2 separate regions of the Mus musculus genome follow, and region 1 is linked to region 2. A link is a loop called in an ENCODE intact Hi-C map of the cell type or tissue named here. Cell type or tissue: heart. All regions are shown on one strand. Each heading gives the region's core, and the rest is flanking DNA. Links, peaks and the distances in the headings are about the cores only.

Region 1 (16,118 bases), core at 2,913-10,912, 71 kb before region 2:
TTTGTTTTGAGACAGGGTCTCACTATCTATCCCTGGCTGACCTCAGTATGTAGGCCTGAGTGGCCTTGAATCCATAAAGATCTGCCTGCCTCTGCTTCTTGAGTGCTGAAATTAAAGGTATGCACCACCATGCCCAGCTTTCCCCACCACCTTTAAACTTCACTCTAGTTTACTAGTTCTATTTATTTATTCCCCCTAGATTGATTGATTGATTTCTTTCTTTCTTTCTTTCTTTTTTTTTTTTTTTTTTTTTGGTATTTCGAGACAGGGTTGCTCTGTGTAGCCCTGACTGTCCTGGAACTCACTCTGTAGACCAGGCTGGCCTCGAACTCAGAAATCCACCTGCCTCTGCCTCCCAAATGCTGGGGTTAAAGGCGTGCGCCACCACCGCCCGGCTCCCGCTAGATTTTTTACACATAGTTTATTTTATGTGCATTGGTGCTTTGCTGGCATGCACATCTGTGTAAGGGTGTCAAACCCGCTGAAACTAAAGTTACAAACAGTTGTGAGCCACCAGTGAGTGCTTGGGAGTGAACCTGGGTCCCCTAGAAGTGCTCTTAACCACTGAGCCAACTCTCCAACCCCCTGGTTACTCATTTTAAAAACTAGTATAAATGCAAAATGTGGCCTCTGGGACTAACTGTATTCTGTGCTTATTTTACAAACAAGAAAATCAGGCCCAGAATAGGTCAGTGCTTTACCTAAGGACCTCAGGGGAGAAATCAGAACCCAGCTCTTAGTCCTGCCCCATCCCAGCACTGGAGCTCTATCCACTGGGAGGGTTATTTCCTACGGGTCAAGAAGTCGGTCTCCAGGCCACCCGGCTACCTCCTTAAGCTGCTCTTGTAGTCATCACAGACAGACCTCTAAGGTAGTGTCCACAAAGGCCAGGCCCTTCTCCTCTCATGCAGGATACTACCATAGTAGATCGCCTAGCACCTACTGGAATTTGGCTCACATCAGATGTGGTACCCGAAAATGTCTGCTGCTGACAGAAGTCTGCTCAACTACTCCTGTAGCAACAGCAACTGGAGCTTTCGGGCCAAAGCTGCTTTCACACCCTAGAGACACAAGCAGGCCACGAAGAGAGCCGAGATGAACTAACTTCCCTCCTACTTCACAAGACTGAATGGCAAAAGCACAGGCAGCTGCCATGGTAGGATTCCTAAACGAACAATGCCCACTTCCCCATTAGACTCAGAAAGTTGGTTTTTCTCCTTGTCTTGGGAATGGTTGACAGGCTGAGGGAGCTTATCACCCTCTTACCCACCTATGTGCCCTGAACCAGGCCTTCAGGCTGCCACTTCTGAAGCAGCCAGCCCCTCCTCAGCCTCAAGATTCAATAACGTGGGAGTGGGTATGTTGTGAGGCAGCCAAGGAACTAGGGTCAGAGACATCTGCCCAGAGTCCTCTACAGCCTGGCCCCTGCTGAAGCGTGAAGTAGGCTGCTGCCTGCTCCTCAGCATCTCTCCTGCTGCTGGGAAAGGGCAAAGGTGGGGTCTGTGGGAACTGTGGTGGGATCTGTACCCTAACATGCTTCAGCTCCCAAAGGACTGGCAGAGGTGGAGGAGTTTACTGTCACCACAGAATGGCCTGAATACTGGTCACTCAAGCGTGAGGATCAGTGAATGAAGTGGGAAAGAAAGAGCTTACTGCCACACAAAAGCTCCAAGACCAGGTGACAACACATTTCCCCACTAGCAAGTCCTTCCTGGGCAGACACAGCAGCCTGAATGCAGCAAAGGATGGCTGCGGGCATCACACTGTTCTGGGGAAGGTGTGAGAGGCTGACAGAGCCATGCCAGCTTGCATTATGTCCCACAGTTCTTCCCAGAGGCCTCTGCCATGTCCTTAGGTAACTGCTCACCTTTAGACCTATCCAGCCTTCCCAGGCTTATCCTGCCTCCCACTCACTGCTGTACCGAGCCATCTCTGCTCAGGCAACTAGCCAATCCACTCTGCATCCTCTAGGAAGCTCTGCTGCATTGACCATGTCCCTTCCCCAGCCCCCAAACCATAACTCTATCAGCCTGGTGTGGCTGAGTCATGTGCTCAGCCACCTCTGGTCTGTCCGTCCCCTCACACTGGACAGCAGTTACTCTTCCACAAGAACCTATGCTAAAAATAAAAGATCACTGGTTAAAAGTGAATTTTACCTTAACAATGCATTTTTAAAAAGTATGTCTTTGGGATGCACTTTAGCACAAATAGTGCCTTTGGGATACATTTAAGACTGAAAAAGAAATTGTTTTGTCTTAAGTTCAAATCAAGAATTTTATTTCTGTTTATAAACTTTTAAAAAATGATTTAATTTTTTTATGTGTATATGTTTGTATGTATGCCATATGTGGTCAGGTGCCTGGAAGAGGCTAGAAGAGGGTTTTGGATCAATTACAAGTAGTTGTGAGTAACTGTGTGGGTGCTGGGAACTGAAAGTGAACTCTCTGGAAGAGCAGCAAGTTTCCCTAACTGCTGAGCACTCTCTTTAGCCCCTGTTTTGTTTTTTGAGACAAAGTCTCATGTAACTGAGCTGGACTTTAATTCCCTGTGTAGTTGAGGGTGACCATGAACTTCTGGTTCTCTGGTCTCCACCTCCTTGGTGCTCAGATTACAGACAAGTGCTACCACATCTGGCTTATAAATAGTGCTAGCAACTGAACGTAAGGCTTCATGCCTGCAAGGTAAACCCTTTCTTTACCAACCGAGCTCCACCCCCAGCCCAGGATTCTGTTTTTATGTTTGATCTACTAATTACCACACTAATTAGTGAAGGACTTTCCTCAGATTGGAAGGAGCATCCAGTGACCATCTCTGGTCACTTCCCTGCCCTATGCACAAGAGCACAAAGTACCAAGTTACATCAACACTCACCTGTGTTGTAGGCAGTGGGCATGGAGGAGAAGGGGAGGCCCTGGCTGAGTAAACTTGGTGTTGCCACGGAAACCACTGGGGTGGTGAGCGAGTGGGTAGACTGGGAGACCCCAAGGCGCTGGGCATTGTTCTGTAGGAGAAAACTGTCTGTCAAGAGATGGCAAATGGGAGGGCTGTCTCGAGGTGGTCAACCTATACTGCATCTGAACTAGGTCCCTGAATTCCAAGGGAAGGTACCATAGCATGGAGGCCCACAGACTCACTAACACAGTTGTTGTGTTTGAAGGCCTCAAGACTCACAGAGAAAAACATGCACACACAGATTCACTTGCATCTGCACCCAACAGACAGGAAGGCATGGGAGCAGCCTGGAGCTCAATGTGAACCCTGCCCTGGTACCTGGGTGGAATGATAGAAGGAAGAGATGTGGTCTCTCTTGGGCTAAGACCACTAGAGTCTCCTCTGTACCCATTACAGTAGCAGATGTCCCAGGAGATGTATACTGGCATCTGGGAATGGAACGTGGGATCTGGGGTGGCATGTGATTGCATGTATGCACACACGTGTGTAGGGCTGTCAGCTCCATCTGCTGCTGAGTCACTTGTTTATTCCAGCTCCATGCTGGGGCCGAGGCTGCCGGTGTGTTGGCCGCCAAAGCCTGCTTGCCTTTTCCAGCCTTTCTGGCCTCCTGTCAGCAAGCTGGGGAGGAAGCACCCTCCTCTTTCCTGGCTGATGATGAGTGTAAGCACAGGAGGGGCTGTGCACGTCTCTAAGTGCCTGTGAGATGGGCTCGGAGGAGGACGGGAGTGAACAGGCAGGCAGAGAAGTCCTTGCTAAGGACAACTCCATTAATGACAGCCTCTGGCCTTGGACTTTCCTAGATTTTCTTGTAAGGATTAGGCTTGTGTCTTGGATTCCAATGTTGTGTGGGCCTATGTGGAGTCAGGAGGCCAATGGAAACTAAGGGCTTAATTCAGGTATCTGCTGGGGCCTCAAAGGGCCGTGAATAGCCTCATGCTCTTTTCTACATGCACACACATACACATATATGAATAAGTGTGGTAACATATAAATATCCATGCACACACAGATGACACATGCATGCCATGTCCAGCCCTTCCCGCTACCCCATTTACCTTAGTATCCCACTCAGCTCTATGCACAGCTCCTGACAACCACATTAAACACACAGGGAGAAGACAGGTACATAAACTCATGCTACAGACTGAATAACACTGGGCAAAGCTGGAACTCAAAGACACTGTTAACATCTTAGCTGCACTTACCAGATCTAAATGGTCCTCAGTCTGGGAGCAGAAATAAAACCAAAAGGAAGGTTCAGGCTATGGCTCCTGCCCTTCCCATATGGCCACCCCAGTCCCCCTATTTGCCTAAGAGCAGAGTGCTCTTTGTGGCCCAAAAGGATATCTAGATAGTCTGTCTATCTGATAGCCATAAACTGCTGTATCCTGGCCTCCATCAGCCAGATATCGTCTGCCAGTCCTTATTCTCATGGTGCAGTGTGAATTCCTTTTACCATCTTCATCATACACCCTTTTCTCCTATCTCCTGTTCATTTTTACTGCCCTCTGGTCAGCACTGCTATGGTCCAAAGGCCCTCAAGAAGTCCTACCTGCTACTAACCTTCATTTTCTTGCTTTTATTCCCACCTCCCAGACCCTGCCAAAGCCCGGAAACACACTCACCAAATGATGCATTAACCCTTTGCCTCCCTGGGAAGTGATGACCCGCAGATCAGGCTTGCGGCTGGGGGCTCCAAGCTGGGTGTTGTGGGTGGGTGGGGGCGGAGACTTGGCAGGGATGACTTTGTTTAGGCTGTTGCCATTGGCCACAGGGAGGAGGCCAGGGGAAGCTCGGGCACTGACATAGCCATTCCCTGGAAAAGTGAGATGAGAAACGAAAAATGGTGGCCTGCCTCTGTACCTGCCAACTGCCCCAGACAAGCATATCTGTCACCTGGAGGCTCTCGGAGGCATGCCAGCATTCGACATGGATGCTGCCTGCCTGTCACTGCCTAAAGCCTTGGCTCCCAATCACTTGACATAAGTCAGCCTCCAAGCCACAGTGATAGAACCAGAGGTAGAACTGACACGCAACCATTGCCACTGCCAGCCCCAGGCACTTAAAGAGAGCCCTGCAGCCATGCTTTCCCCAAGCCTGGCACTCAGACCCCTCCATAGGCTTCACACAGGATGCATGACTCGAGTGGGAAGGGTGGCAGGCTGTGACCACCAGAGCCAGGCAACCATTTAGACTGTTTCCTTGCCAGGAACTGGAACTCTGTGTTTTCCATCAGCACAAGGCAAGCTGCTTGCCACCATGGGGAAACAGGCCACTGACTGTTGGTAAAGGTGTTGCTGGCACTGGGGGCTGGCGATATGGTCACTCCCATAACTAGACCTGGGAAAAAGGCATCACAACTTCTACATTGGCTCTGCACTCTGCCATGTCCAGGTCTTCTAAACACAGTATTTCACCCATGCTCACATCAACCCTGTGAAGTGCATGGGATGGACTTTTTGTCAGTTCTGGGAACATGACATTAGAGGAAGCATGACACTAGCTGAGAGAGCTGTGGTGACTTCTCCACAACCATCCAGGGCCATCTTACTGAGGTCCCAACGCTGAGCTCCAGGGCCTGTGAGCAAGGCCTGGAGAGAAGGTGTATGCCTTCAGTCTACAGTCTCATGGCCCTAGTGCACAACCACTTCTACAGTACCCTCACGCCCACCCACCTCACACAGGACCCATAATGACCAGACAGGAAACAGGTAGCACTTGGCTGAGACTGAGCTGGAAGAGCCTGAGGTTCAGGAATGTAAGTTGTCCCCACAGTGAGAAATTTCACCTTTCTCTGTCTGCTACAAGCACATGGTTACCCTCAAAGTGTGTTGCTGTTTCTATCCCAACTCCAAGATCACTCTGGGAATGGCAAGAATGACAGGGTGACGTCAATGGTGACATTAGAAGGAGGTCACTAGCCAACAGCACAGATCAAGAGTGGCTAGCTGTGTTGGGGCCCAGGGGCAATGGTGGTTACTTCCTATAGCTCTAGTGTGAATGCCTATAGGTACACATCTGTATGGTGACTCCATAGGAACACGGAGGCCTGTGTGCACGGTGGTGTTTGGGTGCCTACCATTTGTTGAGACAAGTCCTGATCCCAACAAGATGCCCCATTTTAATCTGAAAATGCTAGACCCTGGCCAAGTATGATGGTGCATGCCTTTGATCCCAGCACTCAGACAGTAGAGGCAGGTGGATTCTATGAGTTTGAGGGCATCTTAGTCTATATAGCAAGTTCCAGGCTAGCAAGGCTACATAGTAAGACCTGTCTCAAGAAAAAAGAAAAAAAAAAAAAAAAACAAACAAACAAGATGGGGTGGGAGGCTAACATCTTCTGATGCATCCTGCTCAGGCCCTGTTATTTCCCTCCCCTGGTCTGAGCCACCCTGTGGAGGCAGCTACACTCACCAACGGGGCTGGGGCAGGCTCCATTAGCACTGTTGAGGTCTCCACCCAGCATGGCTCCTGGGAGAAAAGCAGAGCTACCATGAGCTTTGTCTTGGGACAGGACAAGAAGAGGGGTCTCTGAGGAGTCCTAGGCCTTTTCCCCTCAAGAGTCATACACATACAGAAACGCTGCAAAGGGAAGACCCTCCACTGAAAACAGAAGCCCAGAGCCCCTCCACAGCTCACTCTGACCTCAGGGACTCACCCTCCAGCCCACTTACCTGCACTAGCAGGCCGCTGGGGCAAGCCTGGAGAAACACTGTTTCTCTGTAGTGCTGGCTGCTGGGGGGACAGGAGCCGTGGGTCCGTAAGGGATGATGTCACCAGGGAAGGAGTGACCAGAGAGCTACTTGGATTGCTGAACTGCATGGAGCTCTGATTGGACACGGGCACTGTGACAGGCATGGCAAAGTTGGGGGCCGGAACAGATGACTAGACAGGAAGATGGAGGGTAATGTCACACCAGGTCAGTGTCTCCCCCATACCCGTTTTGCCTGAGGGTAGACACAGAGTTCTTTGGTTCCTGAACTATATCTCCAAAGGCCAGAAGCTTGGGCTCCCTGCCTTCAGCCCTTTGGTAGTCCTGCCTACCTCCCATCAGAAAGGTAAGAGCACTTTGCAATACAGCTCTGACCCAAGGCAAGAGAGGCAGGCTCTGCCCACTGCAGGTGGGACTGGATACCCCCAGTGGAGGTGGGTTAGTCCTCAGCCAGGCAGGACACACTGGGAGCAAGTTAGTGCCCTGGGTACAGACCCGAACTCGCATAGTACTGAGGATATGGCTTCGCTAAGTGGCCACCACCTTCTGGCCTGCGTTAAGAGCAGCTCAAGCCCACCTTTCTACCATCCCTTTAGTAGTTCCGCTTCCTTTACATAAAGCTGAATGACTGAGGCAGGGGTGCCAAAGCACCCCAAGGGGGATCCCCCAAAACAGTGGGACAAAGAACTCGCTCCACTCCCTTTCCCTCCTGAGACTGCACTTTCTGCTGGGGAGAGGATACTGCAGGTCTCTCTAGTTTATGCAAGAAGAACTTTACAAGAGGGTTATCAAGACCAAGGTCAGGAGTTCCTCAGTGGTCAGTACCAGCTCAAGGATGGCTCAGCATAGTACATCCATCAGAGGCAGCCGAGGGCCGGGCAAGGCTGAGTGAAGCCACACCATGCAGCACAGGAGGCTCTCCTCCATGCGACTACTCACGGCCAGTCTATAACTCTGCATCATCTTATCAAACTCCTCGTCTATCTTTTTATACTTCTCTTCCGTCTGGGGGGTCAGGGCAAACGCCTCGTCCACCTCGGGGCTCTCACACTCCCTGTGCTTCTTGTGCAGCGCCTGGGGGAGGGGCCGGAAGGGGGCCAGAGAAAAGGTGAGGAGGGCTCACCCCATAGCGCCTGAAGAGCCCATCCAGCTCCTCACTGGCCCGCCGGTACTTGTCCTCCAGCAGGGGGCTCTGCTCCAGTGAGTCCTCCCCATCCGGCTCTGGGCTGTCACAGCCGTTGAAACCCTTCTTCCTCAGGGTCTGCAACCGCACACTCAGTCAGCCAGCCGGCGATGGCCCTCGGGCATCCTCCAAGCTCCTCCCCCAAATCCCCTACTCTTCTCCAACCTTCTCTCCCGTGGTTCCCAGATGTTCTAGTCCCCCTCCCCCCCCAATCCCCACCCAGAGCCATCCTCCCCTCCCTACAGCGTTCCCTGGGGCAGGCATGCTACACAGCTGTCTAGGGAGAAGCCAGGTCCTGCCGGCTCCCTAGAGAGTGTGCTTGGGGGTGGGGACTCTGCCCATGCAAACCCGAGGTTCTACTTAGATGAGAGAAACTGAATGGAGACAGGAAAGGACAATACAAGAAAGCACAGAGGACCCGCACTCATTGAGCTCTTTGCTCTCTACCATCTCAGACCCAAGCTACCCTCGGTCACTCAAAACTTTAGATACCTGCCTTCTTTTTTTAAAATCAAATCACATCTATTTATCTATTTATCTATTTATCTATTTATCTATTTATCTATCTATCTATCTACCTACCTACCTACCTACCTACCTACCTACCTGAGAGCATGCTTTGCCCTGGAGTGCATGCACACACATGCACATGCTGTAGCACATATGGGAGAGGACAACCTGCAGGAGTTGGTTCTTCTTTCCACCATGGGGTTCCTGAGAATTAAACTCAGGCTTGGCAGTAAGTGCCTTTACCTAAAGCCATTTTGCCAGCCTTTGCTTCATTTTAATTTTAATTAATTAATTAATTAATTTTTCCCCCCCAAGACAGGGTTTCTCTGTGTAGCCCTGGCTATTCTGGTACTTGCTCTATAGACCAGACTGACCTTGAACTCACAGAGTGCTGGGACTAAAGGTGTGTGCCTGGCTTGTTTTAATTTTTTAATATTTTATCTCATGTGTGTATGTTTTGCCTGTATATATGTGTACCACATAAATTCCTGATGCCCAGGGGGTCAGAGGAAGGAGGACCCCACCCCTGGAACTGTAGTAATGAGCTGCCATGTGGGTGCTGGGAATGGAACTCAGGTCCACTGGAAGAAAGCCAGTGTCATTAACCTCTGTACCCCAAACTGGCAACCTGGGGTAAGAGGCATGAACTGGGTTGACTTGTTTGCTCACAGAAGAACACTTAGGCCAGCACTGCTCCATCTGCAGAGTAGCCAGACCACCTGCCTAAAGTCACATGGCAAGGAAAGGCCAGAGCCCAGTCCCTTAACATTTCACAGATGACTCTGAAACAGAGGAAAGAGCCACACAGACCCACAGAGGAACAGGACGGAAAGGAGACGGAACAAAGAGGGAGACACAAGAAAGAATAACACAGAGGATGAAGGAAGGAGGAACTAAAAGAGCATACAACAGCAGGACCTCCTCAGACTGGCAGATCACAGACTGCCTAAATTAAGCTGAGGCCTGGTGTGGCTGTATGTCTCATGCCTTTGCTGTCAGGCCCCTCCTTCCTTGGACCCTGGGTTCAGGAGAAGAGATGGGTTTACGCATGGGCAGAGGTGGGCACAGGCGCGCACCTCGATGATGTCAGCATTGGTGCGGCTCTCGTGTGGCTCGTTGTACTCGGTGTACTTGAGCAGCACCTTGTCCATGTCGGTGCTGGCATACTGGAACAGCTTGTTGGAGTGGTTGAAGATGATGAGCGCGATCTCGCAGTCGCACAGCACACTCAGCTCGTAGGCCTTCTTCATCAGTCCAAACTTCCGCTTGGTGAAGGTCACCTGCAGGAGAGCATCGTGTGGCCAGGTCTGATAAGAGTCCCCCTGCCCGTAGACATAGCCTCTACCTACCCTAGCCACGGTTGATGGAAATCCATGGTCTAGAAAGGAACAAAATAGCACCAGAGCCAGCCTCAGACAAGAAAGGAGGCCACACGTCTGTGTGTGCAGTGGGCTGAGGAGAGCAGCACACCTCCCAGTTGAGGAGGGGGAGAATTCTTGCTGAGATGAGGAAGCTGGAGGTATGGCAATGGTGTGGAGCCCTGGCCCATCTCAGGCCAGTGAGCTAAGAAGGTACACCTCTCTCTAAGTGCTCCTCTCTCTGCTTAGACCCACTCTCTATTGGAACCTCCCATGAGGCTCTGGGTTGCCAAGAAAACTCTCTTTTAGAACTGGTCATGGGTGACAGAGCTGGCTCTCTGTCCTTGCTCACCTACCACAAGGGCTCTGGGACCTCCTCACCTGGCGGTTCCGTTCATCAGTGATTCGCTGGATCTGAATCTTTTTCCTCCCCATCTTCTCCGGGGGTCCTTAGTGCCAGAGAGGAAGGGGCTGCTGGGTGGTGATCAGGAGCCTCACACTGTGCTCATGAATGTCTGGGGACTAGTGATCAGTTCATGGTCTGCAGAACACCTATGCACAGCCTCCTGGGAGGGGTCATAAGAGGACTGTTAGACACCCAACCTCCCAGCCTGGTTTAGGATGTAGGCCAAATTCATCACAGCCTGTGAGAGACTGGTGGCAGCTCTGCCCCATCCCCAAATTGCAACAATATTGGCTATAGAGGAAATGTCCCCCTTCCCCATACCAGATACAAGTTGGGTTCCCACTGGGACCAGGGCTTAGTCTAGGTTGATTCCCCAAGTCACTGCTGTACTTGGGCTTTAGGTCACACAGAAGATACGGGGCTCTGAAGGTCTGCTTCTTGGAGAGCACCCACACCTGTTCTCTATAGAGCTTGTTGGGCTGTATTATGCACTGTATTGTTGTACGCTGCCGACCTCCTACCCACCACACAACCTGGACTAGTGGAGGCTCCTAAGTGAGAACATATTGAGCTAACGCCTTCCCAGACTGCAGGCAGCAGGCAGAGAGAGGATGCTCGATGCCTGTAAGGGTGAGTGGCGTCCCAGTCCAGGTTGTCACCACAGTCCTTACTTACATGGACTCAGAATCTGGGGTCAGTGGAGGCTGGAGTTATAGCGTGCACCCCCTAGTCAGAGCTTGTGTACATGAGTGTGCTTCATTTGCTCAGCCCAAGTACAGTTCTGTTTGAAGGGTGTTCTGCTGCTTAGACAGACAAGCTACTTTTGGGCCAGAGGGCAGCAAATGTCTTTTCCAGAACACCTTACACTGGGGACTGAACCCAGTAGTCTTACACTGGGAAGGTGCTCTGCCTAGCTGCATCCTCAACCCCCATTTTTATTTCTTTTTTTTTTGTTTGTTTTTTTCAAGACGGGGTTTCTCTGTGTAGCCCTGGCTGTCCTGGAACTCACTTTTAGACCAGGCTGGCCTTGAACTCAGAAATCCGCCTGCCTCTGCCTCTCGAGTGCTGGGATTAAAGGTGTGCGCTACCACGCCCGGCCCCATTTTTATTTCTTGAGCTAAGGTTTTGTTAAGTTTCCCAGGCTGGTTTATGATCCTCTTGCCCCCACCCACTGATAAGCTATGGTCACAGGCCTATATCACAAAGTCTGGCTTTTTTCTCTGATTACTGCGATGCCAAGAGTGGAAGCTAAAGTTTCACATTCCCTAGGTAAATGCTCCACTTTGGAGTTACTCTGATTCAGGTAAGAGTTTCTGTAAAAGGCAAGAGAGTCAGCGCTGCAGGCTGTAAATTCTTTTGCACTGTTTAAGCTCTGCTACAAGCAGGCAGCCTAACTGACAAAGACAATGGGAGAGTAGGTGGGTGTGGTAGCTAAAGTCTTTAATCCCAATGCTTGAGAGGCAGAAGCAGGCATCAGTGACTTGAAGCCAACCTGGTCTACATAGTGAGACCCCAGCCTTGACAAAACAAACCTAAATAAATAAATAAATAAATAAATAAATAAATAAATGGATGGGGCTGGTGAGATGGCTCAGTGGGTAAGAGCACCCGACTGCTCTTCCGAAGGTCCAGAGTTCAAATCCCAGCAACCACATGGTGGCTCACAACCATCCTTAATGCAATCTGATGCCCTCTTCTGGAGTATCTGAGGACAGCTACAGTGTACTTACATATAATAAATAAATAAATCTAAAAAAAAAAATCAATATAAATAAATAAATAAATAAATAAATAAATAAATAAATGGATGGATGGATGGATGGATGGAGAGGGGAGAGATACACAAAGAGGGTATACTGAGGAAACTGAAGAACTGGCTTAGCATTTAATTAAGAGCCCTTGCTAGTCTTGTAGAGGACCTGGGTTCAGTTCCTAGCATCCATTTGGAGGGTTACAACTATCTGTAACTCCAGTTCCAGGGGGTCTGACGTCATCTTCTGGCCTCCACAGATGCTGCACATACATGGTGAACAGACACACAGGCAAGGAGGTAAGAGGTTCCTCAGCAATAGCTGAGTACCAGTGGCTGCTGAGTGGAACCTCTGCCTTTCTAGCTCATTCCACAAGGCCTAAAGGTTACAGAGTAAGTGAAGTAGTTAGTTCACTGGTTACCTGACTATATAGGATGGGGAAGGGGAGGTCTAGGCTTGCTTAAGATCATCACAGATTGCAGGACTGCCCCTCACGCTTGTCTAGCTTCCACTCTAAGCATCCAGAGAGAGCATCTCGGCTCCCTTGCCCTAAAGGAAGGGTAATTTGTCTGCATGTATAGAAGGTCACCAAAAGAGGGAACCAGCACCTCTCCTCTTGCTCTGATATCTGAGGAGTTCCATAGTCCCTGGCCTTCCTCTGGTCACTCCCCACATCCCAGACCAGCAGTGGCAGCCTAGAGCTCTGTGTGGCCCAAATCTGGTCTCTCTCCAGGTCTGTGACCCAAATCCCTGCCCAATCTACTGTAGGGGCTCCATCCAGAACCTCCAGGCTTTACTATAACTCTCAGAGCTACCCACAACTGCCCTCCTTGGGCTGGGGAGCTGGGAAGGCACAATGGGGAAAGGGCTACGGTAAATTGGCCTTTTTTAGGTGGGTCTCTCTGGCTCAGCCTCGGAACTCCAATCTAGACCCACAATGCGGGGTGCTCTGACTCCCCACTGGCTAGGTAGCTGTCTTCCTTCTTATCCCTTTCTTGTTTCCTGCTCTCCACCTTCAGACCATGAACAGATTCTTTTTGTTTATTTTTCTTTGTTTTTTGAGACAGAGTTTCTCTGTGTAATCCTGGTTGTCCTGGAAATCACTTTGCAGACCAGGCTAGCCTTGAATTCACAAGAGTTCACAGGCCTGCCTCTGCCTCCCAAGTCCTGGAAATCACTTTGTAGACCAGGCTAGCCTTGAATTCACAAGAGTTCACAGGCCTGCCTCTGCCTCCCAAGTGCTGAGGTGTGCACTACCACCACCCAGACCATGAACAGTTTCTTGATGACAGAACCTCTCTCCTGCTTATGGCCAGTGCCATCTCCTAGTGAGCTGTCCCAGTGTTTTCACAGTTTTCCAAAAATCTAACCCAACAATCTTTCTAGCATTATCAATTGTGCTTCTCCTATGAGCCCGGTTCCCCAAGGTTAGAGATTCATGAAGCAGGAACTGAATCTGTCTTTTTACTATGCTATGCCTGTAGAAAAAGCTCAGGAAATACCTATACAAAGAAAATATTATGAGCCTGTAGAAGTCCTTCCTGCAGTCTAATCTCTGTCTGCCCTGCTATTCTCACTGTCCTCTGTGGAATTAGAACCTTCTACCAGCTGCCCTCAAAGCCTATTGGTTCAGACATCACCAACTCTCCAACCAACCCTGCCACCCTCACCCTCATCCCTCCCTACACTCAGCTGGCTGGTGCAAAGGGTGAGACTCTAAGTCTTCTAAGGAGCAGCCCTGAGCACATGGAGATGGAGAGGATGGGGTTGCTTAGGCAACTGTCGCCTGGCAACCAGCTCCCTGGCTGATCTCCTACACTGCCCCCCCATCCCTGCCGCATGCTGGGGGAGCTAGGATATGAGAGAGATCATGGCTGAGAAGGCAAGGAAGCCAGAGAGACCTAGTGAGCATCCTTTATCAGACGGAACCTGTCTGTCTAAGAGGCCAAGCCTCAACAACCCTGACTTGCTCTATACTAGCTCAGCCATTTATAACCCCATGCCTCCCAGGGTCTCTCTCACTCACTCTCTTCCTCTGCCAGGACTACCCTGCCAGAGGACAGATCCTGCCTTGGCCAGTCCTTCCTCCTAGCTAACCATAAACTCTCTTACAAAGCAGGCTCAGTGCCCTCTGCTGTATGTTCCACATTGCTTCAGGTTCTTTGGAAGCCCTGGGACAAGAATATGAACTCAATCTTCGTCCTGGAAGAATGGTGTTTGGGCTGAGATGGTCACAAAGTACCCCAAACTGACCCCATTCAAGGTATGGAGCTGTCCTGCCCAAACTTGCCCAGTCTTATCAGGAAGTTCTAATGAACACCTGGATCTGCCTAATTAGTCTTCTGCTCAACAACCTAACTAACTGCCAGGAGCCAGAGGCCGGGGCGTCTGCTCTCCAGATGCAGGCTGTGCTCCCACCTAACCTAGCCAGCCCCTCTTTTCTGAGGCTCTGGTCTTTGGGCTGCTGCTCTTCTTCTCTCCTCTTCCTTTCAACCAGACAGGGTTTCTCTGTGTCGCCCTGGCTGTCCTTGAACTCAGTCTGTAGACCAGGCTGGCCCTGAACTCAGAGATCTGCCTGCCTCTGTCTCCTGAGTGCTGGGCTTAGTGGCCTGCACTGGCTGGGCTGCTGCTCTTCTAAGTCTAGTCTACAGCTCTGGGCACTCATGCTGAGGGTGCCAGGCCCCAGGGGCCTTCCCATCCTGACCTTACAGCAGCAATGGCCCTCAGTAGGTTCTAGCTGGGCAGGGTGGTATTACCCGCAGGCTGTGACAACAGCAGCAGAAAGGAGAAAGCACTGGCTGGTGAGATCTGTAGGAAGCCAACAGCAGGGTGGCCATGGGGGCAGGGAAGTCTGGGAGCTAGGATCCCATGGCAACTGGCACTGTTTATATGCAAAAGAGGGGCAAGTGATAAACTGAAGGGGTGCTGGATGGAGGGTCATGGAGACTAGGCCCATCTCCCTACACACCTCTTGGTACCTGAGCTATACGCAAACCACTCTGGGGTTTCAGAATGAGGCACCACAGTTCCTGTGTGAAGGGCCTGGGTGGAGACGGGAGTGAGGTCAAGACAGGTTCCTGTAGCCACTGCTGAGAAGCCAGGGAGGAAGCAAGCGCCTTTCCCCACAGTCTTGTCCTCCCTCCACTCTTTAGCAGTGTACCCCCATTTCTGCTCCCTCACTCCCTTCTGCCCTGAGCACTGTGTCCTGGTGTCCTGAGGCTCTAAAAAGCTGCATGCATCAGATTCTGGAGCCCTATACCAGCAGGCTCCAACAGAGCAGAGGCCAGAAAGGCCAAGCCTGAGCACTTCTTGAAGGGAGTGGGAGACAGCTAGGGAACTGCTCTCATTAGGCGCTCCCCCTTCCTTCCTGGCCGCTGGGGGGCCTCAGGCTGGAACTCGGGAAGGCAGGCTGCACTGAAGACAGCTGTCACCCTCCTCCACCCTCTCCCTGGTAGGGCTGCAGGGCATGAAATAAGCAGCATGCGCTGGGGGAGGGGGCGACAATCCAATCCACCTGTCACCCCCACAGTCGGGCAGCCTGCTTGCTAGTGGGAGGAGGCGTGGGCAAGGTGGGGACAGATGCACAGACAGAGGAAGAAGACAGAAAGGGGCCAGTGAGGCAAAGGCACAAGACTGGGCTGAGCAGCCAAGGGGTGCCCCGGCAGCCTGCCCGAGGGCACCCTTCAGGGCCTCGCTTCTCCTGGCCCCAAGCTGCCTTTCTTCTCCACAGTTCCCATCACCATCCAAAAGCACAGGCCCAAGCCCAAGTTCTGTCAGGCTGACTACCTAAAACCCGGGTTCCCACCAAGTCCCACCATCCCCTCCCCCAGACAGCAGCTTGGGGCTGGGCAGGGGCTATTTTTAGCCTGGGCAGTGAGCTAATTTTAACTCACCAACAGGAGACCTGAGGGGCGGGCTGGTGGAGTTGGGGGGGGGGGGAGAGTCCAGGAAAGCAGGGCTTGGGCGGGGTGGTCCCAGGCACTGTGGCCTGTAAAAACAGAAACTGACTTGAGAAGCACCCAGGAGGCCTAGGAGCTCTCCCCTAGCTTCCAAAGGGCAATTCTCCCATACTCCGCCCTCAGCTTCCCACCTCTCCCATCTAGCAAACCTCTTGGGAAATTGTTATCCTGTTTTCTCCAAGAGGGGATGTTTCCCCTCCGTGTCCCACTCCCTGTCCTTCCTGTAGTCTAGCTCTCACTCCCCAGTAGCAGAAGAGTGCTCCCGACCCTCCTTCTAGCTAAAATTC
Region 2 (16,118 bases), core at 3,979-11,978:
TTTATACTCTATACCTGGGGATGTTTACTGTGAACATGATCATGAAGACATCACACACAGTATCATCTTACTTTCCATAACAAGCCAAATGAGGTAGGTATCATTAATATCCCTTCCCTAGCCAAGCCTATCGCTACGAACATTTTTTAAATATTTATTTATTTATCATATGTGAGTACACTGTAGCTGTCTTCAGACACTCCAGAAGAGAGCATCAGATTTCGTTCCGAATGGTTATGAGTCACCACGTGGTTGCTGGGATTTGAACTCAGGACCTTTGAAAGAGCAGTCGGTGCTCTTAACTGCTGAGCCATCTCACCAGCCCCAACGAACATATCTTAAATGGAGCTACAGAGCCCACACTCAAAATGTGACTTCTGCCAGCAGCCTTCTGGTCCCCATGTCCCATCAAGAACTACATTAAGGTACTTGTGGGGGTGAGTGCCTGTGGTCCCATATTCAGGAGGCAGAGGCAGGAAAATCAGGAGTTTGAGGCCATCCTCATCTATATAACAAAGTTAACAAGTTCGAGGCCAGCATGAGCTATGTGAGATGATGTCTGAAAAAGCCAAAAAGGATGAGATGGGGCTAGGGGGAAGAGTCAGATAGACAAACAGAACTGCACAAGGTCCTAGGCAGAGAAGACCAAGTGGCTATCTCATGCTATGCTACACACCATGAGGCCCTGGCTCTATTTCCCAACCCTCTTCTCTTCAAACACCCCTTAGGCTGCCTCCTTTGTCTGGCGCACTCTACCTGTATTCAACAAGGAGAGCTGCAAAGGACAATAACGACTGCTGAGACTTGGCTAGGTGCTTCTCTAGGCACACACACTAACTCACGGAGTCCTTGGGGCAATCCTATGAGATTGCTACCATTTATGAAGAAACGGAGAAGCAGAGAAAGTAAGCGGACTGCCAGTGTCACAAGTCATACTTAAACTCTCAGGTCCATAGCCCTCAGCGCTCTGCTGTCAACTCTTGTGTTTCTGTCCCACGGCTGCTGTCACCATGCCCTTGCTGAAGATGAGTGCTGTGTGCAGGTCGTGTCCACAGTAAATGTTCTATGGAGGGAGTCACTGTGCAGTCTCTTCCAGGTGCCTTCCCAGACTTCCTCTAGCACTGCTTGCTCTATTTTCCTGGTCCTTGCTGTAAAACCTACATTATTCAGCCTCCATCACTTTCTCTCTGCCTCTGCCTGACCCCCTGGGAGCACTCTAACTCCTGCAGCCGACAGGGATGACTCTAAGGAGAGCTCATGCCTCACTATCAGAGAGCTGTGTGGACAGGAGTTAGGTGGGGCAGCCTAGTGGTTAAAGCACATCCTACCAATCAGCTGAGCCCCCTGAGCTCCTGAAGCAGGAAACCAGCGCTCACCTAGTAGGGCTGTTGCTGGCACAGTGTGTGCAGCAGCTCTGGCTGCCATGATTTCTATCATTCCTAACATCCTGATTTCTGGCCATCCAAGGACCAGCTATCCCAGCAGCTGCCTGGGACCCCCCAGAGCTTACCCCCTGTTGCTGCTTCTGGAGGAGAGCCAGCTCTTGCTGGTAAAAAGCAGAGGCAAAGGGGTAGACTCGGGGCAGCTGGGCTTCAGGGCACATGAGCTCCTTCACGGTGTCAGCAGCCACTCCCCTCCGGATGGCTTTGTTGATCCTCCACACAGCCTGGAGCACTGCAGAGGAGGACAGCAAGAAGCCACACAGGCTGAGTGGTCCCGTTATCTCGGCTGTCCTTACCAACCAGGCTCTGCTGGGACCTCTAAGGGAAATGGCTTTGTGACGCTTCTAGAAAGCCATTCTACTAGATTCAAAATGCATTCCTAAATGTTCTGCAGGAAAGGGGGATGGGGCACTTTAAATGAGAGGCTCTGTGTAAGGCAGCGTGGTAGGCCCAGGAGCTGCGTACATAGCTCAGAAGGCAGCAGAAAGTGGCTGTCACAGCAGAGGCAAGTTCCTAAGGCAGCGAGAACAAGATTGACAGGTGGCAATGGCGCAGAACTAAGATGAAGTGAGTCAAGGGGCTCTAGGGACCAAACCCTAGTGACAGTGAGAGGAATAAAGAGCCAGCTCCATTTTAGCTCCATTTACACCACAGCAGGTGGAGGAGGCTAAGAGCAACCATGGCACACAGTGTGGTTAGAGTTTATCCACTCTGGGGCCAGTCAAATACCAGCAGAAATGGACACTGGCTCCAAGGAGCACGCACCCTTGGGAGGAGGAATAAGGATATGAAAGGACACAGTTCTAGAAGCAGCTCCATCCCAGTGCTATGGCCGTGTTGATGAGGAAGGATTCTGACTGAGAGCAAGCAAATGACTTTACTGACGCCTTGGAGACAGCGTTGGAGATGTTTCACCGGCTTCTGACAGGTGAAATGTGGGGGAAATGAGGCCCAGAGGCCAGGGACTGAGAAGGAATCAAGGAAGAACAAGGGAGACCAGGCAGTGGTGGTGCACACTTTTCATACCAGCACTTGGGAGACAGGATCTCTGTGAGTTCAAGGCCAGCCTGGTCTACAGGCTTAGTTCTAGGACAGCCAGGGCTATACAGAGAAACAATCCTGTCTGCAAAAACATGACTAATAAACAGACAAAAAATGAAAAGAAAAAAAACCCCAAAGTGTGGGATAAAGAGTTAAGGAGCCTGCCGGGTGGTGGTGGCACACACCTTTAATCCCAGCACTTGGGAGGCAGAGGCAGGCGGATTTCTGAGTTCCAGGCCAGCCTGGTCTACAGAGTGAGTGCCAGGACAGCCAGGGCTACACAGAGAAACCCTGTCTCAAAAAACAAAAACAAAAACAAAAAAAAGCAAAAAAACAAAAAAAAGAGTGAAGGAGCCAGGGCTGGAGAGACGGCTCAACAGCCCAGAACACTTGATGCTCTTGTAGAGGCGAGGATTCAGTTCCTAGCACCCACATGGTGGCTCGTAGCCATCTGTAACTTCAGTTCCAGGGATCTGATAGCATCTTCTGGTCTCCATGGGTACTGCAGGCATACAGTGTGCAGACATATATGCAAGCAAATCACTTATAGACATAAATATATAAAAGCAAATACATCCTCTTACCACCCCCACCCTCCACGGGGTATCTCTGTGTTGCCTTTGCTTGTCTTCAAACTCAGAGATCCTCCTGCCTCTACCTCCCAAGTGCTGGGATTAAAGACATGCGCCGCCACCCCACCCCCCAAATAAATCTTAAAAAAAAAAAAAAAAAGAGTAGATGAGCAGGTTGGGAGTGGTGGCTCACACCTGTAACGGGAGCACTCGGGAGGTGTAACGGGAGCACTAAGCTAACAGTGTCACTTGTGCTCCAGGCCAGCATGAGCTACACAGTAAGATCTGATCTTATCTCAAAAAACAAAAACAGAACCTAACCAAGAACAGAGAGCTGTACTACTGAGAGATCTGCGCCAAGATCACCCCTGGTGCTCAGGAATGAAGTGAGCTCACAGGACCCTGAATTGGAAATCCTTACCTGAGAAATCACATTTTAGAAGCCAAAGAAATATAAACAGGCATAAACAGAATTAGAAGCCAAGTCCCCAGAAGGAGCCTAGTCCTGATTGACAACAAGATGTCATGATCTTCCCTTCGACGTGTCCCTCCAGGGGGTGCAGAGGACAGAGGGCATGAAGGGTAAAGTTCCTTGTCGGGCTTGGAGCTGGATTTTGGGAGTTTGCGTTGTCCAATACATATGCCAGTAAAGGGCCAAGACACATTGGCAAGGGCCAGCAGCCCCCACCCGGAGATGACTTACTAGTTTGCTCTTCATCCCCCTTCTCATTGGCTACAGCCACACCAGCCTGGATCTCCTCCTTTTCTAGAAGTCTCACCAGGCCCAGCTCCTGCAAGAGGGCAGAGGTGCAGGAAAAGAGAGTTCCCAGGTCATGAATGAATATTGGGACCTGCCAGGCCTCAGTCCCGCCTCTCCCTTCAGGTAGGAGGACCTGGCCTACCTATCTCTAGCACTCTAATTGATTCTTAACCCCGCATACATCTAAAATAACACCAAAGCATTAAGAGCTGGAGAGTCGGCTTCCAGGCTAAAGTGCTTACCACAGAAGTAAGAGGCCTGGGGTCTGAATCTCCAGAACCCTTAGAAACCTTGCCTGTAATTGTAGCCTCAAATGCAAGAGGCAAGTCTCCCGGATCGAGCTGCCTAGCAACACTAGGCAGACTGGTGAGCTCTGGGTTCAGTTACGAGAACCTGCCTCAGTGAATAAGGTGGAGGAGTGCCTGGGGATGACTCCTGACACCAACTTTGGAGCCCCCTATACACATGCTCACACATTGGCCCTCCCTCGTGGGCACACAACTATAGACATACACCCATACCCTGGACATATATACACGAAAAAAAAATGTGGGAGAGGGGTCACAGCATTGGAAATAAAATTGATAAATCAAGATCCCAATTCAGCAATGGGAAGCATATGGTTACCTAATGGACTGGCCTGGTCCTTCCATCTCCCTCTGAGGGACTCTAAATAGACCCAGACAGCCCGCCTGGTCCACAAGGCTTTGCGCAGTGACTCAGTCATTTAGATATGGAGTCAGCGATGACATGCACGTAAGAGGCCATTTCCCACCCTAGGGGGAGACAGGTGCTGGCCAGAGCGGACCTGTGATTTCTGCTCTCGGTCTGAAGTCAGCTGTTCCAGGTACCAGTCAGCAAAGGTTCCTCTCACCCCTTGTAGGGCCAGGACAGGATCGTGAAGGGCCTCAAGCAAGGCCCCAGGGTTCTGCCTCTCCAGAGCGTCGTCAACAACTTCCAGTGCCCCCTGGACTGAAAGACAGAACATCTCCAAGCGTGTGGCAGCTTACCCCTATGCACCCCAGCCACTCCTGGAAATGTACCTTCTTCCGACCTCCTAAAAGTCGTTTCTGTCCTTGACCTCTAACACAGAGGGCCATGTGGGCCAGCCTCTATCTTCCTCTTGCTCTTCACAGCCCTCCTGTCTAACTGTCCCAGACCCCCCGAGAACACTCTGATCCGATCAGACAAACGAGTGGAGCCTTCAGGTTGCTCCTCTGCCCGCTGCCTTCTCTACCCCATCGACCCGCATCCTTCCTTCTTTGCTTTCTTCCCTCTTTCCTGTGCTTTTGAGAAAGTCCCACAATATGGCCCTGTGAGGTCTTGAACTCTGAATCTTCCTGCTTGGCCTCCTGACTGCTGGGATCACAGGTACGTGGTATTATTATTACTGAAGGACCTGAATTCAATATCCACCCCCAGGCCCGGGAGCTGAAAGCCTTGCCCATTAGCCTCTGTCTTAATAGCTCTCCATCCCCACAGGATCTCTCTGGTAAGAACCTCTCTGCTGAGGCCAGAGAGCAGGACACAGCGTCCCTGGCCTCTGATCTTTCCCTAGGGCAGGCTCTGGCTCACATAAGGCCATGAGGCTGTGTAGAGCATCCCAGGCTCTCCCAGTCATCTGTTACCGTTGGCGAGGTTGATGTGGCCCTGGATCTCTGCCTGGGTGAGGCAGGATTCATAGATGTCCTGCTCCTGACCATCGTCCTGCAAAAGCGAGATGGAGAGAGACTTGAGATGGGGAGGTGCGGGGGTGGGGTGGGGGGGTGACAGCACAATCTCTTCCTCCCTATCCTTGTCATTTCTGCAGACTGACAGCCAGCCAGGCCAAGACCAGCCTGCTGAGGACTGAGGAGAACGTGGGGTCTACCCCCAGACACCAACAATTAAGCCAGTCGGCCTGTAGACTCTGCAGTCTGGCCTCAGGGCTCATGTTTCCTTCCAGACCCACTTCAGCTGCCTGAGGCTCATCCCTCCAGCCTGCTCCCTCACAGAGATCACCCTCCAGCTCCTCTGCTCCTTCTCAACGGTCCCCCGAGGCAGGACAAAGCACAGTCCTAGTTCCCGCTTGAGACTCCCTAGGCCTCTCAACTTCCTGGCCCCTATAACCCAAGGTTTCTCCTTACATGATTCCTGGCATTGGCCGCCTTCTCCATCTTGGCTAGGGCCAGCAGCTCTTGGTAGACAGCTGCCAGAGGTTCTCGAAGATTCCCCAGGAGAGCATTGGGATTCTGCAAGGTGACCAGAGTGTCCTCTACCACCCCTCGCTCCACGGCATCATTGATGGCCAGAATAGCTGCATGGACTTGGAGGGGTAACACAGCAAGGTCAAGAAGCCAGAAGGGACCCAGACCAGAGCACAGTTGGCCGAAGCACCAGGGAGCTTGACCCCCTTGCCTGTGGATGAGGTGCCAGATCCCTCCCAAGGGCTATGAAGCTTGCAGTGGCGCCCCCTCCCCTCCATGCTGCCCCATGCTCCCACATCCTACCCAGGGGCAGAGTCCAGCCCTACCTGCAGCCTCATCGGCTGAAAACTCATTGGCCAGGATGCCCCCGATCTTGCTGAAGGCCGGTAACTGGAGGCCATATTTGGCCAGTTCAGAGGCGATGTTGCCGAGTTCCTCAGCTGCAATGACGCCAGGGATGCTCTTCATTAGGCCTAGAACCCCCAAGCCCCTGCTTAGTCTATGGACAAAGGAAAGGAGCTGGCTTACCTGTGAATTTCACTTTCCCATACAGGTCATGGATCTGTGGAGCCAATCCCAGCCGGAAGAGGAAGAGACTGGGAAGGACAGAAGGTATTAGGACATTGGGATGTACTAACCTCCACACCTTGACCACAGGTGTGTAAAATGACGATGGAGACCCAGAGGTGGAGAGCACTTAGCAGTTGCCCTCCAGTCACTCCAGTGCATGGGAATAGCCAGCCAAGAGCCACAGAAGGAATAAAATACCATACAAGTCTCTATAGCTGTGGCAGCTCCACAGAGGGCACGCTGCAGCGGAAGTCACAGTGGAGACAAGAGGAAGATTACAGCAAACACAGCCACAGAGGCCAGAAATGGAGGCAAAGAAGGGTCCGGGAAGAGAGGGCGTGAAGAGGTGACACTGAGGACCCGGGATCTGGCCAGGCCCATTCTATGATTCGGCCAACTGTAATGCCTGCCTGTGAATAGAACCAAGTAGCCTCCCATGCTGGCACTAAGTGGCTTGCACGAGCTGCTCCTGATGGGCCCTTGTTCTGACTCATTCACGTCCAAGTCATGGCTTCATCCTGCTGTTCCTTCATTTGCAAGGCACACACACACACACACACACACACACACACACACACACGTGCTCACGAGCACGCTTATGAACGTAAATACCCAAAACTGCTCAGTCGGCTATCGCCCTCCCTCCTTTCTACAGCATTGATTGCTCTTGGCTGATCCAGGTAGAGGAGCCTGGCTGACAAGTCAGGCTGTCTCACCTGAGAGCGTGAATGCAGTAGATCACCCGAGGCATGTTCTTTTTGTCATAGATGTCTGTGGTCTCTGGGAGGAAGATCTAGAGGAGAAACCAGACAATTGCTGCACATTGGGAAGAGCGGCACCAAGGAGGGCTGTGCAATACAGCTTCCAAGCTGGCCTAGGGAGGGAGGATCATGTTGAACAATGCATCCCTCTCCAACCAGAGCTGGGAGTGCCTGCAACCCAGGCTTCTAAGTCAGTTCCTATAACCATTCCCATTTAGTCAGATGTCAAAAAGGCTTACTAAGTAAGCCAAGACGCAGCCAGTTACATAGTCACAGAGTGTTCAGGGTCAGCTGACCACTAGATGGGACCTCTGGAGCTACAGGATGCAGGCTATAGTCTCCTGTAGGGAAATCAGGTCCCAGGCACTCAGCCCGAGTGAGTCTGGTCCTTGACCGGAGATTTTCACCACATAGATAATGTACTCTGGGCCGTGCGCTTAGGCAGGGCTGAACAAGGCATGCATTGCTATGACCCACAAAGGCACCAAGCATGCCACGCTGTTTTTCAAGCCAAGGGCCTCTGATCTGCAAAAACCTCTAAGAAATGAAACCTGGGGCTGGAGAGATGGCTCAGTGGTTAAGAGCACTTGCTGCTCTTCCAAAGGAAGAGGTTCAACCAAAGGACCCAGGTTCAATTCCCAGCACCTACGTGGCAGCTCACAACTCTCTGTAACTCCAGTTCCAGGGATCTGACACCCTCACAGAGACACATATGTAGGCAGAAAACCAATATACATAAAAGTAAAAATAAATCAATCGATCATAAAACATTATTATTAAAAAGAGAGAGAGAAAGAAACGAAACATAAGCTTAGTACATCCTATGTTATAGTCAGCTTAACAAGGGACCAAAGCTAGAGAGCTGTCCCACTTACACCAACACAGCATACGCCCACCACTGCTTCTGTCTCCTAAAATGTCTCTCTTAAAAAATAAAAATAAATAAAAATAAAAAAAATGGGGCTAGAGAGATGACTTGGTTGTTAAGAACACTGGCCACTCTTCCAGAGTTCAATTCCCAGCAACCACATGGTGGCTCACAGCCATCTGTGATGCAGTCTGGTGCCCTCTTCTGGCATGTAGGTGTACATGCAGGTAGAACACTCATACATAAAATAAATAAATCTTTTTTTTTTAATTTTTTTTTAAAATATGTAAAAGTGTCTTGCTTATATGTATTCAAGTGTACCACATGCCTGCCTGGTGCCTATAAGAGTAGAAGAGGGAATAGGGGTCCCTGGAACTGGAGTTCCAGATGGTTATGAACCAAGTGGCTATTGGGGAATTGAACCCAGATCCTCTGTAGATACAGTAAGGGCACTTAACCTTCAAGCCATCTCTCCAGCTGCCCTTTCACTTTTTTTTTTTTTTTTGGTTTTTCGAGACAGGGTTTCTCTGTGTAGCCCCATCTACACTACACAGGGGCGCCACGTGACAGTACTGATGAGCCTCAGTCCAGGAGACCTTCCCTCCTTTCATTAATAGGGAGGTGACAGCAGAGACCTAACAACCTAGTTCAAAGGCCCAGAGTCCCCCGAGGAACTTTCTCTTAGATCACATGGAGTCTTACCGAAGGCAGACCGATGTGGGCTACCGCAGAGAGCCAAAAGTTGATGTTGTCCGTGTGCCGGAAATGCAAGCCAGTCGCCTGAAAGGGAGGAAAGAGGGAATGTTTTACCGGTCTCAGGACTCCCTATGGGAGGAGCCCAGATGCCAGCTTAAGTGGGGAGGAAGGATAAGAGGATCCAACGGATGCTACCCTGTGGATTCTCTGCCCCATGGAACAGAAAAATAGTGGAAACCACCAGAAATGGTGATCGGGCTGGACAGTGGGGAGGCAGGGACAGAGAGGGCAGTGCAGTAAGGCTTCCAAGCTGGCTCAGGACAAGAGGCTCGAGCTGGTTAGAGCATGAAGAAGAGACTTGGGGCTGGAGAGATGGCTCAGCGGTTAAGAGCGCTGACTGCTCTTCCGAAGGTCCTGAGTTCAAATCCCAGCAACCACATGGTGGCTCACAACCATCCATAATGAGATCTGACACCTTCTTCTGGTGTGTCTGAAGATAGCTACAGTGTACTTACATATAATAAATAAACAAGTCTAAAAATAAAAAGAGAGACAAGAAGAGACAAGCAAGACCCTTCAGGGTGGCAAAGCCCACGAGCCTCGGAGTGTGCAGTGTAATTAGAAAAACCTCCAGCCATTTGTACCTCAGGGCACCTTATGGCCCAGGCAGCAGGGCTCCATGCTGTTAGGGGAGCACCCACATGGCAGAGAGATGCTAGTGAATAGATACTAACCACATACAATTATTTATACTTCTTTTCATCCTCAAAAATGACTGTATATGGACTTTTTTGTTGTTGTTTTTTTGAGACAGGGCTTCTTAGTGTAGCCAGCCCCTGCTGTCTTGGGACATGTTTTGTAGACCAGGCTGGCCTCAGCCTCAAACTACAGAGATCCGCCTGTCTCAGCCTCCCAAGTGCTGGGATGAAAGCATGCATGTCACGGCCAGCTCATATATGGACCCTTAAATGACGTGGTCCCATACCCTTATAGCTGTGAAAAGGGGCATCTTGGTGGGGGAGAGATGGTAAGGGGATAGATCACACTGTGTCCACCTGGTAGCGTAGCTGCTCCACGTCGTAGATCTTCTTCAGGGGGACCACAGAGGGTGCAAAACAGTGGCCCAGCTTGGCCAGTAGCACTCCATTCCGGAGGCTCTCCTCCAGCTCCACAGGGGAAGGAAGCTCCTCCTTCAAGCACACCTCCATCCAACTATGAACAGGAGAGCATGTCTTACCCACTGGCAGGCCACACAGGTCCTTGCGCCTGCAGGATCTGCCCATCCCTTTTGACCTGACACTCCATCCCTTCCCTACCCTATTGGCTTGCTGATCCCCAATTTCCCCAGGCTGCCACAGAGGCCTGAATAGGCCAACCCTTTCCCTCATTCACCTTGGAAAGCCTCCCTGGGTGGCTCCCATACCTGCCTGCTGTAGCTGGTCTTTGCTACTTTACATGTTCTTCTTTTTTTCACCCTTTCTCCCCCTCCCCCTCCCAGTTTGATGGGGGGGTGGGGGAGAGAGATCTCTTAATCTAATTTCTTTTTAACTATGGCTATTAACAAACTACAACCAACCCCCATGAACAACCATCACCAATGCCTCTTAAAGCCCTCACTCTCTGAAAAGGTCCCAGAATTCCAAACAACACGCAATGGCAGAAACTATATGCAGCTGTTGAAACCACGCCTCTGCTAGAGCAGGAGGCAAATCATAGTCAGCTGTTGTGGGCAGTCAAAGCACACCCCCCCCCCCCCCCCGCGCGCGCACGCACGCACGCACACACACACACACACACCCCCCCCCCCACCTGGGATAAAATGAAAGCACAGTCTTACAATATGTCTGTATTTTTATAGAAAACAGCTGAGCATGGTGGGACATGCCTTTAATCCCAGCAGAGGCAGAGGAGGCAGAGGCAGAGGGATCCCAATGAATTCCAGGCCAGTCTGGTCTACAAAGCAAGTCCAGGACAGCCAGGGTTGATTACACCAAAAAAATCCTGTCTCAAAAAAACAAGACCAAACCAAAAAACCCAAAATTCTAAAACTGTCACTACAGCCTGACTTCATGGAGGTATAGCCAGACTCTTACCCTGATGTGTAAGGTAACCTCTCACTTTGTCTGGCTACACACCTGACTCAAACCAAATGGGCTCTGCCATTTCTCTCATTGTTTATGGTTCTGAGAACTTAGGTACAGAAAGCTCATGTCTGATGAAATGATTTCCTCAGTTCACCTCTGAGACTCCACTGCATTCTGTAGAAATGAGGCCAGCATCACCGGTCTTCAGTGGGCAGCTGCCAGGATCAGGGAGCTATCAGTCTGAGCACACTTTGAATATAAATGCATTTTACTGCTGGAGGTTATACAAGTCAGGCACAGTGACTCCCTAAACAGACTCTCCAGATATTGAGGTCTACAGATAGTATGTTTCCAAAGGGAGCCAAGCAGATCTTATTTCGAGCTGTCCTTGCTAGACATCTGATTTCCTATCTGCTTCATCCTATCTTCTTTTTGGAAAACATTAACAGAGACTATTGGCTAAGAAAAAAAAAGGGGGGGTGGCGCTGGAGAGATGGCTCAGAGGTAAAAGGTTCCAATTCTGATTCCAGCATCTGAATGGCGGCTCACGCATCTGTAACTCTAGTTCCAGTGGATCTGATAACCCCTCTGGCCTCCAAGGGCACCAGACATGCACACGGTACACAGACAAACATATAGGCAAAACAATCATATACATTAAGTTAAATTTTAAAAACAAATTTTTTTAAGGAAATAAAAAGGGAGTGGAAAATGACTCAACAGGTCAGAGTGCTAGCCACACAGGCATGGGGGCCTGAGCTCAAAGCCCTGCACCCACATAAAACCCCAGGCATAGCCACAAGTACTGGTGACCCCAGCAGCCTAGCTCCAGGTTCAGTGAGAGACCTTGTCTAAGGAAAATATGGCGTCTTCTATTGAGCCTGAAACTAATCAAGACTTTGTTTTGTTTTCTTTTTCGCTTTTTTTTTTTTTCTTCTTTCTGAGACAGAGTTTCTCTGTGTAGCCCTGGCTGTCAGGGACCTCTGTAGACCAGGCTGGCTTTGAACTCAGAGATCTGCCTGCCTCTGCCTCCCCAGTAGTGGCACTTTACTGAGCCACCTCCTTTGGGCTGACCTTGATTTTTTTTTTTTTTTAATCCTCTTACCTCCTAAGCACTGAGACTACAGGGGTGTGGTCTCATGCATGGCTAGACAAAACTATTTTAACTTGCCCTTTCCAGCAGCACAGCCCCTTGTCTGTTTGCATTTGCTCTGGGGACAGGTGACTGGAATCAGGTAGGAGAAGTGGACCCTGCTTACCGCTTGGCTTCCTCCAGCCGGCAGAGGTACTGATAGGCGACATTCTGTCGCCTCTGCTCATCCATTTCCTCAGCTGTGAGGCGCTCATCTAAATCGTGAGGGGAGACAAGGCAAGGAATGCAGCGTTAGATAGGAAACCCAGCACCCACGCTGGGCTGGGCAGCTCACAACTACCAATGCCCACTTCTGGCTTCTGTGGGCACCCATACACACAAGGTGTATATTCACACAGACACGTGCACATAAATAAAAATGGATCTTGGGCAGTGGTGGTGCATGTCCATAATCCCAGCACTCGGGAGGCAGAGGCAGGCGGATTTCTGAGTTCAAGGCCAGCCTGGTCTACAGAGTGAGTTCCAGGACAGCCAGGGCTATACAGTGAAACCCTGTCTCAACAAAAAAAGAAAGAAAAAAAAATCTTCAGAGACAAGAATTTGAGGCCAGCCTGGTCTACAGAGTGAGTTCCAGGACTACACAGAGAAACCCTGTCTCGAAAAACCAAAAAATAAAAAATAAATAAAAATGGATCATAAAAAAACCAAAAACCAAGACAGGGACCTCAGCTCTGAACATATTCCCTCAGCAGTCCCCTCAGAGCACAGAAACCCTCTCCGTGCCCCAGTTCTTCCCAGTGTACCCATTATCAGGGAGCATCCTGCAGCCTTCTGTACCAGAGACATTTCCTTGTCTCCTATGCAGCCAGTCATCTTCCCATCTTTCTCATGAACCCCCTTCACTGTCATCCTTGGGAGCATGGCTGACATCATCAACCATTAGCGCAGTCATTCATTCATGCCAGACCTTTCTGGGCTACGGAGTACTCCTATTTTGCCTTAGCCACAGTCTTACTACCTCTCTATGTTTTTCATGGGGAACACACTATAAACATAAACACGGGACAGCTGCGCACAGGAGCAACGAACAACCGAGCTCAGAGAATACGCAAGAGACAGCATGGTCTCTCTGTCTTTGACTGGGCACTCCAGTCATTTTTATTCCTTATCCCATTTCCTCATCTTGGATATCCTGCAGTATGACTTCAGGAAGGGCTGGGCTTATTTGAATTGGCAGTTCAACAGACACACGCTTCCAAATACAGATTTGAAAGTGCTGGCCAACAGCAGAAAAATCCCCTGATTGCTCTGAGGGAGTTTACAAAGGAACAAGAGTTGGTTGTTGAAGCATGGAAAATAAACCAGTAAGTGAGTGACATCACCTCAGAGTTATGAATTGGGAACTCAGCGAGGTGGAATGGGAGGGGCCTTGAGCAAGGGAGGCGCTAGCCTCCTGCCTGCACACACGCCCACATACCAGAGTGTCTCAAAAACAAACAAACAAACAAACAAACAGGTTTCCTGGAGCTTCCGTTCCTTCATGAGGTGGATGGACATTGTTTTTCATTCAGATGGTCAGGTGGAATCCTTTCCACCCTCCCCACCAACCCGAGTTTTTCTCAGCCCGAGTTACCATGTTTCAGGTAGCCCAGGCTGTCCTCTCTATACTATGTAGCTAACAATGACCATGAACTTTTGACCTTCGGCCTCCACTTTGCAACTGTTGGAATTACTGGAGTGCGCTGCCAAACCGGCCCTCCGGGTTCTGCATTTTAAAAAAGCGTCCAGGTGATCAGGCGTCAAGTCATTTGGGAGGCAGCGTCTCAATGCGGAATCCCGTCCCGTGGCACTTTTTGGCAAATACAGTAACTGCTGAGTTTTAAGGGGCCATTTAGATCATCTAGACTCCTCCACCCTGGAGCCCCAGAAACTGGGAAAAAGGGAGTGCGCCCTTTGAAGGGTTTGCAGCTCAGTTACCTGGAGCACACTTCGGCGAATTCCCGGGGGAGCAGTGCTCCGGGCAGCCAATCCCGCGAAAACCAAGCCCCGCCAGCAGCACCCCGCTCCACCCTCAGATCCTTCCCGCACTCACAGGCTGTCCGAGCTCGGCCTGCCGCGCACGGCTCCATGTTCCTTCTCCTGCCAGTTTTGAATCTCCCGCCGCTGGGACACCACCCCTCACTGCGGTCACGCCGGGATGGGACGCTTCCCGTTCGTGCCGCAGGGAACCCTGGGTTTTGTAGTTCCTCTTAGAGATCGTGAGCTAGCTTAGGTCAGTTTCTTGATTTGCTTTCTCTAAGGCCCCGCTGCTCATCTGGCTTTTTAACAAATAGTCCTTGCAGCTGCCCTTCCTTTCACTAACCTGTCCTACTTCCTATAGAATTCCTGGGCCTCCCTGTGTGCTATTTGGTGTTTTACTCTGAACTAGATGACAAATGCAGGGATATACATGTTCTAGACTAGTGCTGTTACAGCAACAACAGATAGCACAGTCAAAAGCTTGGAGGTCTATGCCGCACAGAGGGAAAGATCCACTGCAGTGGAGGCAGAGACCTTCCTAGTGAAGGCTTCAGCTGATCTTGAGCAGGACAGAAAAACAGATTAATTAAAAGGGTGTGGGAAGGGAAAGGAGGTCCCGCCACCATGGAGTCTGGTTGAAATCGCCAGCTAAGGGTTGGGGCTGGAGAGATGGATCAGCGGTTAAGACCACGGGCTGCTTTTCCAGAGAATTCGGGTTCAATTCCCCGCATCCATATAATAGCTTACAACTGTCCCAACTACAGCCTCAGGGGGTCCGACATCCTCACACAAACATACATGCAGGCAAAACACCAATGCACATAAAATAAAAGTAACTAAATAAGTCATTTTAAAAAAAAAGAGAGATGGCTCAGCAGTTAAGAGCACTGACTGCTCTTCTGAGCCACCAACCACATGGTGGCTCACAACCATCCATAATGAGATCTGATGCCCTCTTCTGGTGTGTCTGAAGGCAGCTACAATGTACTTACATATAATAAATAAATAAATAAATAAATAAATCTTTAAAAGAAAAAAAAAAAAAACTTCTCCTGGAGTGGCACATTCTTTTAATACTAGGGGAGGCAGAGGCAGGAAGATCTCTGTGAGTTTGAGGCCAACTCTGGTCCACAGAGCAAGTTTCAGGACAGTCAGGGCTACACAGAGAAACAGGGTCTTGAAAAACAAACAACAAACAAAAGACTTCCTACACAACTAACAAAGTCAATGTGAAGATTATTTATAGAGATAATATTCCTTCTATACAGAAATATTTCAAATGACACAATATGAGGAATAAATATGACAACACTTTATACACATATATGAAATTGCTCCTTTTCTCCATTTTGTATACTCCAGGGTCCCCTGTCCAGGGAATGGCCCCACCCACAATTAAAAAGGGTCTACCTAATCAATTAACATGGCCAAGATAATCTCTCACAGGCAAGCTCTTTTTTTTTCTTTTTTCTTTTTTGTAATAGTGAAGGACTGGCTATAGATCCTCTTTGAGTGTCTGGTAGAATTCGTCTGTGAATCCATCTGGCCTTGGATTCTTTATTTAGCTCCTCTTGTCTCTCTAACTTCTGGAGCCATTCTTTCTGATCCTTTAATACAGGCATCTTATAGATTCCCCCTGTAGGGCTGCTTTCCATGTGTGCCAGAGGTGTCCTTGGTTTAGTTACAGGGAGATTGATTGATTGATTGATTTCTTCATTAACTCCAGTGATGAGTTGTTAAATCTCCATGAGTTTGCATATTGACTAGAAATTTTTGGTGTCAATTTCAAGTTTTATTGCATTGTGTTCTGATAGGATATAAGGAGTTATTTCCATCTTCCTGAATATATAAAGACCTGTTTTGTGTCCCAGATATGGTCTACTTTAGAAAAGTTTCCATGCCTGGCTGAGTGGAATGTTCTGTAGATGTCTGTTAAGTCCATTAGATGTATGATGTCAATGAATTGTGTTTCTGTTTATTTTTTGTCCAGATGACACAAGAAGGGTACTGAAATCAGCTATTAATG

The links. Peaks named below come from ENCODE experiments on the same cell type or tissue, not always from the same donor. Only the 100,000 strongest peaks of a DNase experiment are listed, where the experiment ranks them.
Region 1: a loop joins it to region 2, with 2.7 times the contacts of the local background. A loop is called at or near these places in 9 of 42 quality-filtered maps.

The regions. Positions count from the first base shown.
Region 1 is chr3:88,149,841-88,165,958 of GRCm38, reverse strand. It overlaps Mef2d (myocyte enhancer factor 2D), which reads right to left. Exons shown (of 12, transcript NM_001310587.1): 2 at 10,097-10,281; 3 at 9,434-9,637; 4 at 7,788-7,925; 5 at 6,627-6,837; 6 at 6,367-6,423; 7 at 4,578-4,768; 8 at 4,158-4,178; 9 at 2,872-3,001. The coding sequence starts at 10,150. Among named protein-coding and RNA genes, the nearest start is that of Mef2d, 16 kb to the right of the region's middle. In heart, for the core only: a CTCF peak has its summit at 7,838 (motif pointing right); DNase peaks (open chromatin) are centred at 3,538, 6,768 and 7,868; H3K27ac peaks cover 915 bases.
Region 2 is chr3:88,080,140-88,096,257 of GRCm38, reverse strand. Iqgap3 (IQ motif containing GTPase activating protein 3) reads right to left here and starts at 14,207. Exons shown (of 38, transcript NM_001033484.1): 1 at 14,166-14,207; 2 at 12,240-12,327; 3 at 9,952-10,108; 4 at 8,903-8,980; 5 at 7,288-7,364; 6 at 6,530-6,597; 7 at 6,328-6,441; 8 at 5,942-6,120; 9 at 5,444-5,522; 10 at 4,624-4,787; 11 at 3,759-3,846; 12 at 1,511-1,674. The coding sequence starts at 14,202. In heart, for the core only: no CTCF peak of the experiment used is centred there; no DNase peak of the experiment used is centred there.